Linked DNA regions of Mus musculus: region 1 is linked to region 2. A link is a contact called in ENCODE Hi-C data. All regions are on one chromosome and are shown on one strand. The core of a region is the stretch at or near the end of the contact, and the rest is flanking DNA. Distances in the headings are between cores, read along the strand shown.

Region 1 (7,737 bases), core at 1,166-3,665, 6.0 Mb before region 2:
AACCGTAGTAAATTCCAAGTGAGACAGCAAACAAGAGCACACTGCTTATGTCCTACCAAACCTGAGGCCACAGCTACCCCATTCTCTCTGAGGCCCTGCTCCAGTCAGGGGATACTACTAAATAGAGCGTTCATGAAGAGATAACACAGTGATGATAATTATACTGCACAGAGTGACTGCAAAAGCCCGGCAGTGAGCAGTGGTGGCCCACGCCTATAACCACAACATTCTGGAAGCAGAGGCAGGTGGGATCTCTGAGTTTGAGGCCAGCCTGGTCTACAAGGTGGGTTCCAGGACAGTCAGAGCGTCACAGAACCCTGTCTCGGAACGACAAAGAGCAGCAACAGCAACAAGAGTGACTACAACTGGAGAGCTCACGGCTGAAGGCTTACCTTTATTTTCTCTGTGCTGGGAAGAGATGCATTTAGGAACTCCTTAGTTAATCTCTTCCAACTAGCAGCTTTGTTGAGATCAGAATGAATGGTGAATTTTTCATAAATTCTAAAATGTTAAAAAAAAAATCAATTAGTACCTAAATAGCTTTTGAGAACGCATCAATGAATACATATAGACAGAGAATCAACATACCCTTCTATTGTTTTTTCTACTTTGTGACTGTTGACATCCAAGAAACGATGAAATCTGGTAAAGATAAAATACAGTTTTTAATGTCAGTGTCACATGGCAGTATTTACTGTCAGGTAGCTAAGTATACTTGAGTCACAGCTCTCCATGTCCCTGCATATGTCTGACACCCCTGACAACCTGTCCTCTGGCTCCTTTGTCTTTTTATATGTCCCACAGTTATGTTCAGTATAACATATTTTCCTAGGGTTTTTGCTAGATCTTGCTATGTGGCTCTGAGCTCACTAGGAAGCTAAGGATAGCCTTCAACTCACAGCAATCCTCCTGCCTGAGCCACCCAAGTGGGTATACTTTTTAGTGCAAAATTCTGATGTAATTATAGGCATACATCATTGTGACTGGATTTTCTTTGTCTTTTTAATGTAAGAGAGAAGCCCAGTGAAATCTTAACATTTGTCCTCTGAATAATTCTGCTAAATGTACAAAATGAAATACAAAGAAAAGCAAACATATTCATGTACAATTATCAAATATTTAGAAAGCTTTGAAAGGGTCTGGAGAGATGCCTCGGGGGTTAAGAGCCCACGCCATTGCTCAGGGTCCCCAGGTTCTATTCACAGCACCCACAGGCTGTTTATAATCCCAGTTCCAGGGGATCAGCTGCCTTGGGCACCAGGCACACACATGCACACGTGTACACAGAGTCAAATCATACACATAACATCATCAACAACAAAACCTAAAATTTAGCAGTGGGACCAAAGGCTGTCATTAATGTAACAACGAACAACATGTGGAAATAAAGCAACTGTAACACAAGGTGACTGCCACATGTTTTCTACGGGTGACACTGGTGACAGAGTGTTATAGGTATGCTTTTAGTACTTCTGTTATACTATGCAGCATCTATGTCTCTTCCCAACTCTAAAATGACTATCCCCTCCCTCCTATCTGCCACTAGAAAAAATACTTGTGGTACATCTGCTTTTCGAGTTACCTGACTTCTTTGAATCCTTGTTCTTTCTATAGGTTATAACTAGAAATTGCACTTGTGGTTTTGGATCGTTGGCTTGCTTCCCATCAACCTGAGAGGTCTGTAGTCTCACGAACTAGGCAGACACTCACGTCCTGCGCTTAGAATCAGGATCACAGTCTGACAAACTGTTCACTGTTTAGGGTGACTTCTACTAGACATGCTATGTGTTGCTCAATAGTAGAACTTGAATTTGTTTTATGCAATGCAAAGGGAGGACACAGAAGCGGGGAAACTTGTAAGTGGTCCGAGCAAGAGAAGAGGGGGGTTGGTGAGACAAACAAAAAACAAAACAAAACAAAAAACCCCCAAAAAACCTAACAGGATGTGATCAGAATTTGGCGCTAAAAATTCACTTTCCCAGCCATCAAATGACTTTTGATGTGCACCGTACTGCGTGCGGGTGAGCAGAGTCAACAGCTCTCTAGGAATGTGCCGCTGCAACTGCGGGTTTCTCGCAAGGGCACCTAAGGGGAAACCAAGGCACAGCAGCTGCAGCAGACGCAGGGGTGCCGGAGGCCGCACTCCCGACCCGGACCCGCCCGCCCGCGCGACTTCAGCTCGTAGCCGCGATCCCACACCTGAAGTTGGACCAGACGAAGTCCAGGGCCAGCTGGAAGTTGGGGTCCGCCTCGTCCTGCAGCCCCGTAACCTGCCGGACGAGCTCGCACACATCATGCTCCAGCTGTCTGTCCATCCGGCTCCCGGACGACTTAGGCCGGGCCATTGCCGCGGCGTACCTATCAGGATCTCTGCTAAGTGGCGACTGTTCTCGCGAGAGTTCCGCCCGTCCCGGCACCGGGGTTTCGAGATGTGGAGGATGTTTCCGCGAGAGTTCCGGCAGCCCCGGAGCTGTGCCTGGGAAAGGTGCTGATGGGAGTGGATGCTGGTTGCTGGATGCGGTGCGTCCGTGGGTGGGGAAGAGATGTGCTCTTTCTGCTTGCACACCGGGAAATCCGAGAGTCTTCAGACAGCTAACCATTATTTATTATTAATCATTGTTAATAAGGGACTCTGGATACTCCTGATTAACGATTTAAATTCTGATGCATTTTGAGCCAACCAGTTTTTTGGTTCCAGGGTATAGTTTCCGACATTTTTGAACATCGTGACTTATTTGTTCATGCTCCGGCCTTCACTTTCTCCTCCAGACGACCTAAACTGGGCTCTCAGAGCTCCCCAACTAAACACATGCTTCTGATTAGACCAGGAACATATGGTTAAAGCAGCGATAGTGCCCATTTATGTATTACAATGGCTCTGAACCTTCCAAATGCTGTGACCCTTTAATATAGTTCCTCTCGCTGGGATGACCCATAACCATTAAATTATTTCGTTGCTACTTCATAGTTATACTTTTGCTAGTTTACGAATTGTAATGTAACTATCTGATGTGTGATCCCTACTGCGGGTCACTGCCCACATGCTGAAACTGCTGGTTTATTAGTAAGGTGGAGATGTATGTGAGGGCCAGCTGTCTGTCACCCACTTGATGGCCGGGGATGCTTTTCTGTTACTGTTCTTTGTGCACCCACAGCTTTGGGTTAGGCCGACCTTCCCTATGGAGGACTTGTCCTTGTTACAGTACAGGCAGTTGTGCTTTCTTGTTAGAACCCTCGAACAAGTTCTCAAGAAAGGGAAAGTGGCTCTGAGTTCAAGGCCAGCCTACAGAGTGAGTTCCAGGACAGCCAGGGCTATACAGAGAAACCCTGTCTCGAAAAAAAAAAAAAAAAATCAGAACAAAACAACCAAAACAACAACAGCAACAACAAACCCAAAACAAAACAAAAAAAGCTGGCTTACTTAATAAAGTTGCTGGCTGTCAGGCCTGGCTGCTTGCATCCCATCGTGTGGACTCACATGATAGGAGAGAACCATGTCCCATAAGTAGTCTTATAATTCCCATGTGTGCGTACCTCCACCCCATACAAAAATAAATTTTAAAACGTCATTTTCAAAATATAAAAAGGGGAAAGCACTCTTGAGAGCAGACGTGGGCAAAGTCGTCAGAGCAGCAGCTGGAGCCTTTGAGCCTTTATAAATCGTCCGCATTAGGTAGCACCTGCCACCCCAATTGGTACTTGCCTGACTTTTTCTTAGACGAATCCCTCACGAGGAAGGTCTTTGTTGAGGCCAGGCTAAGTTACTCCATATTGAATAAAACAGTTGTTATCCCCTAAGCTGTGCACTGCCCCAGGAGACTGTTTTACAAGAGGCCTTTGACTCCATTCTGCAGCTGAGTAGATCCAGAGAAAGCAGCAGATAGGCACCCGCGTAAAGCAAAGACAGTTAGCTTGTCCCTGGGACTAGAGAGGGAGCCACACTGTAAGTTGAATGGGGGAGACTTGGAACTGTGAAGGCAGACTGACGTATTAAATCTGGCAAACCAGGCACAAGGACTTATCAAACATACCAGATGGAGAAAATGCTGTGTCTCCCTCATGTGGATGCCATAAGTGATAGACACCCACCACTGTGATGTTATGGCTGCACACAAACCTATTATATGGTGTGTGCATCAAGGACTTGGCTAAGTCCCCCACTGTTGATGTAGCCTCCCCACTGCCTCAAATGCCCAGTTGTTCTCCTGCTGATCTGGAGCTAATCTGCAGTGCTCTGATCCTGACTTATTTTCTGCTACAGACCAGGCTTGCTGTCTTCATCCTGAATCCAGATTTCGCAGCTTCACACTCAAGCCTGACTCGAGCAGCTTCACCAGCAGTTTCTACCACTAGCTTTCTCCTGGCACTGGTCTGACTTGTTTATACAGATCTTTTCTCCATCCACTTCTGAAACCTCTTGTACTCATTCATTCTGTAGCCTACACACACACACACACACACACACACACACACACACACACACACAGGGAGACAGACAGACAGACAGATAGACAGAGATAGAGACAAGGACAGATTTGGATATATTTATTGTGTGCTGTGTGATATGAGACTTGATATTGGTAATTAAGGTTGGAACTTGTATTCATCTAGGCGGATGTGTTTATAAAAAGATAAAGAGAGGAGGGGATATGTTCTATGGAGCTGTGGTGAGGTATGGAAGAAGAGGGTGTCTCAGCAGGCCCATAGAATAGAGTTTATTCAGGGCATGGGGAGGGGAGTTAAGAGGGTAGTAGAGTCAGAGAAAGGCAGAGAGAGAGAGAGGAATAGAGAAGAAGAGGAGTAGAGGAGTAGAGGCTGGCCATGAGCACGTGAAGAGAGACGGAGAAGGGAATGGGGAGAGATGGGGGAAGGGACAGAGTGGGAGCAAGAAGGGAAGAGCAAGAAGGGGGGGTGTCATTCAGCCTCTTTTATAGTGGGTCAGGCCTACCTGGCTATTGCAGGGTAACTGTGGGGAGGAGCATACCTGGCTCCTGTTGCCAGGTATCTCTGTGGGGTTGAGCTTAGACAGAATGCTAACATAGGCTACCAAGATTTTATGGCAAATTGCTGTCATTAAAGCCAGAAAGCCTTGTGAATTTATTGCTATTCAATAAACTCTGACATTGTGGAAAGACACACCACAAGTGTGCCTATGTTTAATCTGCCAACTGGCTTGAGCTCTCTCCCGGTGTTGTGTAAAGCTCAGATGAAGAAGCGTCCAGTTTCCCTGAAAACAGGCTTGCTTTGTATGCTAATTTGGGTGCTGTTGTCCCCATTCTCCTGTCCCCATTCTCTTGTCATATCCTTATACACAGCTTTGGGGCATTAAGAAGAAGGCCCATAAGACTATCTCTTGACTGAGTAGTAGGCTTTGGTTTTCTATAGCAGTTGACTGAAATCAACATGGTAGGGAGTTTGGTTTGAAACTTGTTACGTAGCCAGGTGTGGTGGCACACGCTTTTAATCCCAGCACTCGGGAGGCAGAGGCAGGCGGATTTCTGAGTTCGAGGCCAACCTGGTCTACAAAGTGAATTCCAGGACAGCCAAGGCTACACAGAAAAACTCTTGTCTCAAAAAACCAAAAAAAAAAAAAAAAAAAAAAGAAACTTGTTACATGTCTTAGGAGACACAAAACTTTACAAGATTATGTCAGAGACCATCCCCTGAGAAAGTGAGCCCTTCACAATCTCCCTAACAGGCCAAATGGCCTTGTACTAAGAGCTGGTTATCACCCCCCTTCCGCCCTATTCCCTTCCTGGCACCTGAGGCTGTAAAGCTGAATTATAGTCCCCTCTCCCCTATCTCTTCCTGAGTTCCCATGACATCCAAGGACATGAGCTGTGCCTGAGCCCAGCCTGACCCCCAAGGCTGTCAAGGAGGATCGATGTTCCAGAGATAAGATCCAGAGTGCCCGCTGCCTGGCGCCTGACTTCGGCCCCCATGTCAGCAGATGCTCGTTTCTTTGTTCTTTGTATAATTCTCCCTAGACCCCTCCCATATTCCCTGCGATGTATGCTTTAAAAAGAAGGCACCTCAGCATAATAAACGAGACCGTGATAGGTACCCTTCCTGGTCTCCTATTCCTCTTTTTCTTCCTTCCATCTCCTTCCAGATTTGCGGTCCCCCTCACACCCACGAATAACTGAATCCCGCAGGACGGGATAAGATTATTGTCTTAGTTTGGGTTTTATTGCTGTGAAGAGAGACCATGACCAAGGCAACTTTTATACGGCAAATATTTAATTGGGGCTGGCTTACAGTTTCAGAGGTTTGGTCTATTATCATGTCAGTGTGCATGGTGCTGGAGGAGCTGAGAGTTCTCCATCTTAATCTGAAGGCAGGAGGAGAATAATTCACTGGGCATAGCTTGAATTTAGGAGAACTCAAAGCCTGCCCCCCACAGTGACACACAACCTCCAACAAGGTCACACCTTTTCGTTCTTTATTATTATTTAAATAATTTTTTTATTAGATATTTGCTTCATTTACAATTCAAATGCTATGCTGAAAGTCCTCTATACCCCCTCCCCAGCCCTGCTCTCCAACCCACCCATTCCTGCTTCCTGGCCCTGGCATTCCCCTGTACTGGGGCATATAATCTTTGCAAGACCAAGGGCCTCTCCTCCCACTGATGACCGATTAGGCCATCTTCTGCTACATATGCAGCTAGAGACACGAGCTCAAGGAGATACTGGTTAGTTCATATTGCTGTTCCTTCTATAGGGTTGCAGACCCCTTCAGCTCCTTGGGTACTCTCTCTAGCTCCTCCATTGGGGGCCATATGTTCCACCCAATAGATGACTGTGAGCATCTACTTCTGTATTTGCCAGACACTGGCATAGCCTCACAAGAGACAGCTATATCGGGGTCATGTCAGCAAAATCTTGCTGGCACATGCAATAGTGTCTGGGTGTGGTGGCTGTTTATAGGATGGATCCCCAGGTGGGGCAGTCTCTGGATGGTCCTTCCTTCTGTCTCAGCTCCAAACTTTGTCTCTGTAATTCCTTACATGGGTATTTTGTTCCCCCATTTTAAGGAGGGACGAAGTATCCACGCTTTGGTCTTCGTTCTTCTTGAGTTTCATGTGTTTTGCAAATTGTATCTTGGTATTCTAAGTTTCTGGGCTAATATCCACTTATCAGTGAGTGCATATCATGTGAGTTGTTTTGTTATTGGGTTACCTCACTCAGGATGATACCCTCCAGATCCATCCATTTGCCTAAGAATTTCATAAATTCATTGTTTTTGATAGCTGAGTAGTACTCCATTGTGTAAATGTACCACATTTTCTGTATCCATTCCTCTGTTGAGGGACATCTGGGTTCTTTCCAGCTTCTGGCTATTATAAATAAGGCTGCTATGAACATAGTGGAGCATGTGTTCTTATTACCATTTGGAACATCTTCTGGATATATGCCCAGGAGAGGTATTGCGGGATCCTCCTGTAGTACTGTCCAATTTTCTGAGGAACTTCCAGACTGATTTCCAGAGTGGTTGTACCAGCTTGCTTGCAATCCCACCAACAAGGGAGGAGTGTTCCTTTTTCTCCACATCCTCACCAGCATCTGTTGTCACCTGAATTTTTTATCTTAGCCATTCTGACTGGGGTCACACCTTTTTCAATGGGGCTACACCTCCTAATAGTGTCACTGCCTATAATCAAGCATCAAACATGAGTAAACGAGGGCCAAACCTATTTAAAGCACCACAATGATAATACAAGTTGTAAGCTAGAGT
Region 2 (6,873 bases), core at 3,663-6,162:
TGTAACCAGCTGCTTATGCAATGCCTTCCCTGCCAGTATGGAGTGATCCTCTCAAATGGTCAGCCAGAGTAAGTCTTTCCTCTCTTCACTGTGGGGATCCACCCACAGCAACCACAAAACTAATGCAAGTCCTTACTTTGTACTTTGTTTTCAAATTCAAGCTATTTGGCAAGCTTGGTTTTACTTCTGCTAAAATAAAAATCAGTCATAATTTAACATTATTATGCATCACCATTCAGTGATGTTAATCTTATAAACTGCAAGGGAAAGAGAAGCAGTAAGCAGCCCCTGGAACGTGTGGTCTTACTGCACAAAGCACTGGATTCTAACAATCATTCCACAGAGTTCACAGGGATGCCTGTTCTCTTTAGAAGAGCATACATCCATATCCCAAGTGTGGATGCCCACAATTTACTCAACCACTCTCTTCTGAGAGGGTATTTAGCTTCTTTCCATATTTCGCAATAAGCTACAATGGTATCATAAATTACTCTCTGTATACTGTTTGGAATCAGAGGGTCAATCTATAACCTGATGATGGACATCAAGAATGCAGTTTTGCTGAGGCTGGGAGTACTTCAGGGTCAAACCTAGAATTAGTTCGTGGCAGGCAAGCTCTCATCAGCTCAGCTACATACCCAGACCTGTGATTCATCTCTGTGAAAACTGACAGCCTGCTGAGGTCTTTAGAGATGAAGCCCTTATCCACAGAGGACAGATCTACAGTGGATGCCTAAAACTGAACCCACTATGAACCATGTTTTCCATCATAAAGTTTAATCAATATCCATCATAAAATGTCATCAATAAACCGAATACAGAAAAAGACTATCAGTTAACAACAAATATTAACAAGATGCTAGAGGAAGATGTATACGAAGGAGATGCTCAAGGAGACTGCTCTCCTTGAGCGTGGGCACTGTGGGGCTGCAATAGTCAATCCTGTAACTGCAACAAAAGGGTGAGCACACAGTGCAGACACACTGGAAAAGCCAGGAAGCACAGCCAGAAGGGACGACTGGCGCAACGCTTCCTCGCTCCTCCAGAACACGGCCAACTTAAAGCTTGCAAACTGCTTACTTTCAGAATCATCTACTCTTTTATCAACCACATGAAAACGGAAAGCAAATCACTGCTTGAGTGACGAAGGTCCATTTTCTTTGCTTCATTTGGTGTAACAAATGGCCTGAGGCTAGCTAAAGCAGATAGAGAAGGTTCGTCTCACCAAACTGAAGCAAAAGGTCATCTTCCAACACTGGCTTCAGGTACTCATCTTTTTCCCAAGGCACAGGGTTATATATGGAATTCATATATTCAACCGTAGGATTCTGGGCATGAAGATAAAGCACACTGTATTCATTGTTTGCAATGACAAAGCTCCCAAAAAAGGAGTGAGGAACTTAAGCAAAACAGAACTCAAATCTGCACAAAATGGTTGCACCTGTGTTTACCCGGCATTCTAAATGGCTACAGGGCATTCTTATACTCTCTGATGCCAGGAGAGTGACACCAGCTCAAACATTCATTTCAAAAGGACAAAGAACAAAACATTTGAAAAAAATAAACAATGTAGGATGGAGAAATGGCTGAGGGCCTAAGAGCATTGGCTATCCTTACAGAACAGCTGGGTTCAATTCCTAGCACCCACATGGGGGCTCACAACCAACCATCTTTAACCCAAGGTCCAGAGGATCCTGACGGCCTCTTTTGGCTTCTGCAGGCACCAGGCATTCAGGCAAAACATTCATATACATAAAATAAGATAGAGATTTAAAAGAGAATAAACTGTGGACATTTTTAAAAGCTCAAAGTTCCTGAATCAGACTAGAAATGATTTGATTTTACTGATAGTTTTCCTTTTATCTAATATTGCTTTCTGCATAGTACTGATCAGTTTAGTTAAACATGACAGGACTAAGCAGAGGGGACATGTCCACCTGGAGCGTCACACAGCACTCTTTTCTCAGGCCCACAATTCCCACAAGATGAAAAATGCCAAATTTGAAACAACAGCTCAAAATTTACTAAATAATCAGGACAGCGACAGTCTCTATGAACTCCAAAAATTTCTAAATAAAATTATTAGGTTTCCAACTTACCTTAAGTCTAATAAAATTTATTAGTTTAATGTATCCATAAAATTCAAGTCCTAAATAGGAGAAAAGACAATTCATTGATTTTAATACAATGTATTTGTTTTAACTCATCTGTAAATTTTCCTCCAATGATATATTTCCGACCTCTAAAGTATCACTTATTATTTGGAATTTTGCATTAAGAATTAGGAGCTGCAATTTTGTTACTTTTAAATATTTAAGCTGAGAATTAGCCACAGGTAACAGGTTTTGAAGTGTTTTGCATTTCATTAAAGAATTTATTTATTATCATGCATGTGGGGGGTACGCTATATGGGGGAGGGAGAGTGTGATGTGTATATGTAAGTGTGCTACCCTGCACAAGTGGAGGTCAAAGAATACTGGCTGTCTTCTTCCACCTCTGTGTGAGTTCTGGGATACAAACTCAGATTGTCAGAACTGTGGCAAAATGGGTGAGAGCACTTACACAGAAGGCATAAGGCCATGATTGCGATTCTCAGCACCACATAAAACACCAGGCAGAGGTGGCAGCCTTTTGTACTGTTAATGCTTGAGAGGCAGAAGCCAGGGATCATTCAAGAAAGCTGCTAGCTAGAGCAGCTGGGTCAGCGAGCTCCAGGTTCAAGTGAGAGGTCCTGCCTCAATGCACACAGTAGAGCACAACTGAGGAAGACAGCTAACATCAGCTGGGGGGAACTACACACAAAGGAAAGAAAGGGTCTGGAAAAAGGGTCAATCTAAACTTCACAAGCAAACCTGCCTTTATGCTAAGAGATACTCACCATGTTTATGGACCATACTATCAATATTAAATTGATGCTCCAACTTACAGTGTGAAAACGTTTCCTCAGCAGAGGCGAACAACCTGAAGAGACAAGCATAGAGTCTCCTGGAACAGTCTCAGAGGAGGTCAAAATACTGAATGTTAGCACTTCCTCCAGGCTCCACCCAACAGTTACCTAGCAACAGCCTACCCCCTCCCTTCCCCTCCATTCCTCTCCTCACCTTCCCTCTCTCTTTCTCCATTTACTCTCTCCCTCTCTCTCTTCCCTTGTGACCCTGGCTGGCCTTTCCTCCTCTTCCTCTCTCTTTCTGTCCTTCTCTGTCCCCCTCCCTCTGCCTCTACCCCCTTCCCCAGGGTCCCTAAACCTGTCCTTTGGCAGATTCCTCAGGGGGACTCCTCAGCAAGTCCCAAGAGGAGCTCCCTCCCTCTGGCGTTACACCACAACCGTTTTAGACAACACTGAATACCCCAAATTTACCCAGAGGCTTCTGGGTAATAAAGCTCTCTCTGATATATTTGGTTTCTCTCAAGTCACAAAAGTTCCCTAGTTGAGCCTCTTTCCCCTCCCTCTGAACCCAGCATAGTGTTTTTAGACACAAAGCACACAATTATACAGCTGGCACATTCCCAAAGTGCCAGATTTCAAGTGACCTTGGTAGTCCTACAGCACCTGCACTACAGCGTGAAGAATAACACTTCTTTTGTATGTAACCTCCAACACTGAAGGACACGAACGAATATACAGCAGAGACTCCGCACTTCACTTCTGTATGCCTAGCACACAGGCAACTCTCAATGTCTGCCAAGACAGGTCATCTGGATCATCCTCGCAGCCTATCACAGGGCACTGCACCACAGATGCTCAATAAATACAATAAATACGAGTGTGCAGTCATTCTCCTCTCCAATGAGGCGCCACCTAGGACCACTAATATGCCACCAGTCAGCACCAGGAACCGACACAGGGGGCGGGACCCAGCAGCGCTAGTCAACATCAATCACCCCTTTTTCAGCCAAGTCACTTCCATCTAAGATGCAGGATTTTAAGTGAAAAGAAGGTGTGTCCTAGGAATATAAACAGCAGCTTCGTGACCTTGAACAAGTTGGTGGCTCTGCAGCCTCATTTTCCCCTAAGTACAAAGAGCATCAGTTCCTCCCTCAATCATGGAAGTGAGCTAGTTCTGTCTAAATGGCTCAGTTGAATGTTACATGAGAAGAGAACGTCCTATTATAGGATGGTAGAAATGGAAGCGCGCTTCCAGTCTATGCGCTTTCAAAGTCTGGTATCCAAGGAACAGAATGAAAAACACCCAGCCTTCATGGAATCCCTAATTTAGGACTAAGGTGTGAAGTTCAGATTTTTTCTGGGTGTGTTTTCGAGAGGGTCTAGCTTGGTGACTCAAGGCTGGCCTGGGATTCCTGACCATTCTCCTGCCTCAGCCTCCAGAGTGATGGTATGCCAGGCCTGACTTAGTATGGGGGGTGGGGGGGGGGAATTAGAGTGAGGGGTGGGGTTGACTGGGCTGCAGAGGCAAACCCAGAGCGCGGTCCCCGGCTCCGCCCCCCCCGGACCACGTGAGCAGCCCCTTGTCAATCAACCGTCCCGCGCGGGCCGGAGCCTCGGGCCCGCCACGTGCTCGCTGGCGCTGCGGCGCGCCTTCCACACCGGCACGAACCTGTCACAGAACAGGCAGGGTGTGTGCTGCCGGCCGTGCGCGGGCTCAGTGTCCGCGTCCTCGTCCTCCCAGCCCGCGTCGTCTCCGCTGTCCGACAGTTCCAGGGGCTCCGGCCCCAGCTCGGCGCCACGGCCTGCAGAGCACACACGGTCAGCACCGAGACCCGCGCCCGCCCACCCGCGCCCCGCCGCCCTACGCGAGGGGGCACCCACCGTTCCCCGCCGCTAGCGAACACATGGCCGCCGACCAAGCGCGCGGCCGCACAGCGCGGCACCGGAGCCGGGAACGAGCGGCGCGGGTGCGCGGGAGCCCCCAAAGCGATCCACACGCGGAGCGTGAACCGTCCGGAGAGCGCTTCCGGGTCACGTGGGCGTAGGGGGCGGGGCACCGCTCTCCGGCTTGGACGCTTGCGCAACCGAGGCGCCGGCGCTTACAAGGTTGAGCACCGACTTATCGCAGCGCCCTCTGGCGGCAGAGATGGCCAATGCAGGCCAGGCTCGGAGGCTCTGGGGAAGACAAGAAAGCCCCTTAAATTAACCTGTATGCTGATGTATGTGGGTGTGCACTCAAGCCCCACACCCCTACTAGGGGTTAAAGTGATAAAGTGAGAACCATGGGCTTTACAAACACCCTAAGTTTGAACTCTATTTCTGAATGCTTGAATTCTAAGCATGAGCAGGTAACCTGCCTTCTCTTGGCCTCAGTTTCCTGACTGGTAAAGCACTCTCATGACTGCAGTAACCTGATGGTTATGGTAAGACTTACACGTGTGTGAAAAGTTTAGGCATTAACTTGAGCCTATACAATGGAAACAGGTGGACTGTGTGATATGTGCCAACAAATGCTCTCTGCCCTGCCTGTGGGGTTAGGGAGGATACCAGGGTTCCCGAGTCTCAGGCTGCCTCCTTTCTAATATTCCTAGTATCTAACAGTGGAGTTCCCTTAGGCAGGTGGGAAGCAGTAATTCTGGGTAGGTAAAGCCTCCAGGCTGCAGATGAGGCTGGACTCTGCATGGGGCATGTTTGAGGACATGGCCAGCTAGGCCTGCATAGTATAGTGTCAGACAGCTCAGTTCAACTTCCCACCATGCACACCCTCGAGCCAGTGTACTGCTGATCACTGAAGCTCTTTGGTGGGCAGTTCCTCTTCCCCTCTGTTGTGTTTTATAAAAAGATAAAGGGAGAAGGGATATGTTTTGGTGGAGGTGTAGTCAGGTGGGGGGGGGGGGGGAGTGGTGCCTCTGCGGGCCCATGCTGAGGCACCTCTTCCCCCTGAGGGCATGGTATAGTAATAGTATAGAATAGAGTTTATTCAGGGCATGGGGAGGGGAGTTAAGAAGGTAATAGAGACAGAAAAAGGCAGAGAGAGAGAGAGAGAGAGAGAGTAGCGGATTAGAGGAGTAGAGGCCAGCCATGAGCACGTGGAGAGAGAGGGGGGAGGGAATGGGGAGAGAGGGGGGCAGGAGCCAGAAGGCAAGAGGACTCAGAGGGGACAAGCAGCCCCTTTTGTAGTGACTCAGGCATACCTAGCCAGGTAACAGGGGGGGGGGTGCTAACACCCTCCCCCAACAGGATTTTGCTCACATCATAATTTTTTAAAATATTTTTGAGAATATCACACAGTGTCTCTTGATCATATGCCTCCCACTCCTCCTCTTAATTCCTCTCAGATCCATCCACTCCCATGGCCCTACCCCTCACCTTTATATCCTTTTAAAAAACAATAACATGGATTCCAGTTTCTGGGGTCCATATACTCTGGGTTGGGGGACAACCACAGGAGTGTGGTCAACCTACCAGAGGTCACAGCCTTAAAGAAAACTCCCTCTCTGAGAAACATCCACTGTCATAGCTCCTCAGGAGTGGGTACTCAAGAATCCCCAGCCACGCCATGTTAGAATGCTGACTGGCTTCTCTCGTGCAGGCAACCCCAGCTGCTAGCTTTACGAGTGGTCCTGGTATGTGCAGAAGACGGTTTCCCTCCAGTCCTCCCAACCTCTTACAGCCTGCCTACCCCTTGTGAAGGTTTGAATAAGTATGGTCCTCCCCACAGAATCATATGTTTGAACGCTTGGCCCATGGAGAGTGGCACTATTAGGAGGTACGGCCTTGTTGGAGTATGTGTGGCCTTGTTAGAGGAAGTGTGTCATTGTGGAAGCAGGCTTTGAGGTCTCCTATGCTCAAACTCCACACAATGTGGAACTCAGTCCCCTTCTACTGCCTTTGGATCAAAATGTAGAACTCTCAGCTCCTCCAGGACCATGTCTGCCTGCACAATGCCATGTTTCCCACCATGATCATAGACTAAACCTCTGAAA

The links. Hi-C counts contacts between places; a loop is a spot of excess contacts on that map.
Region 1: a loop to region 2 is called in a map of T-helper 17 cell, with 5 times the contacts of the local background. The contact joins the promoter of Tubgcp5 here to the promoter of Prmt3 in region 2. A Hi-C loop is called at or near these places in 2 of 37 maps with a recorded cell type or tissue (T-helper 17 cell and T-helper 2 cell).

What each region holds. Positions count from the first base shown.
Region 1 is chr7:55,788,803-55,796,539 of GRCm38, reverse strand. It overlaps Tubgcp5 (tubulin, gamma complex associated protein 5), which reads right to left and starts at 2,415. Exons shown (of 23, transcript NM_146190.3): 1 at 2,200-2,415; 2 at 589-642; 3 at 393-501. The coding sequence starts at 2,345.
Region 2 is chr7:49,776,397-49,783,269 of GRCm38, reverse strand. Prmt3 (protein arginine N-methyltransferase 3) reads right to left here and starts at 4,912. Exons shown (of 16, transcript NM_133740.2): 1 at 4,769-4,912; 2 at 4,557-4,689; 3 at 2,879-2,961; 4 at 2,100-2,149; 5 at 1,226-1,328. The coding sequence starts at 4,793.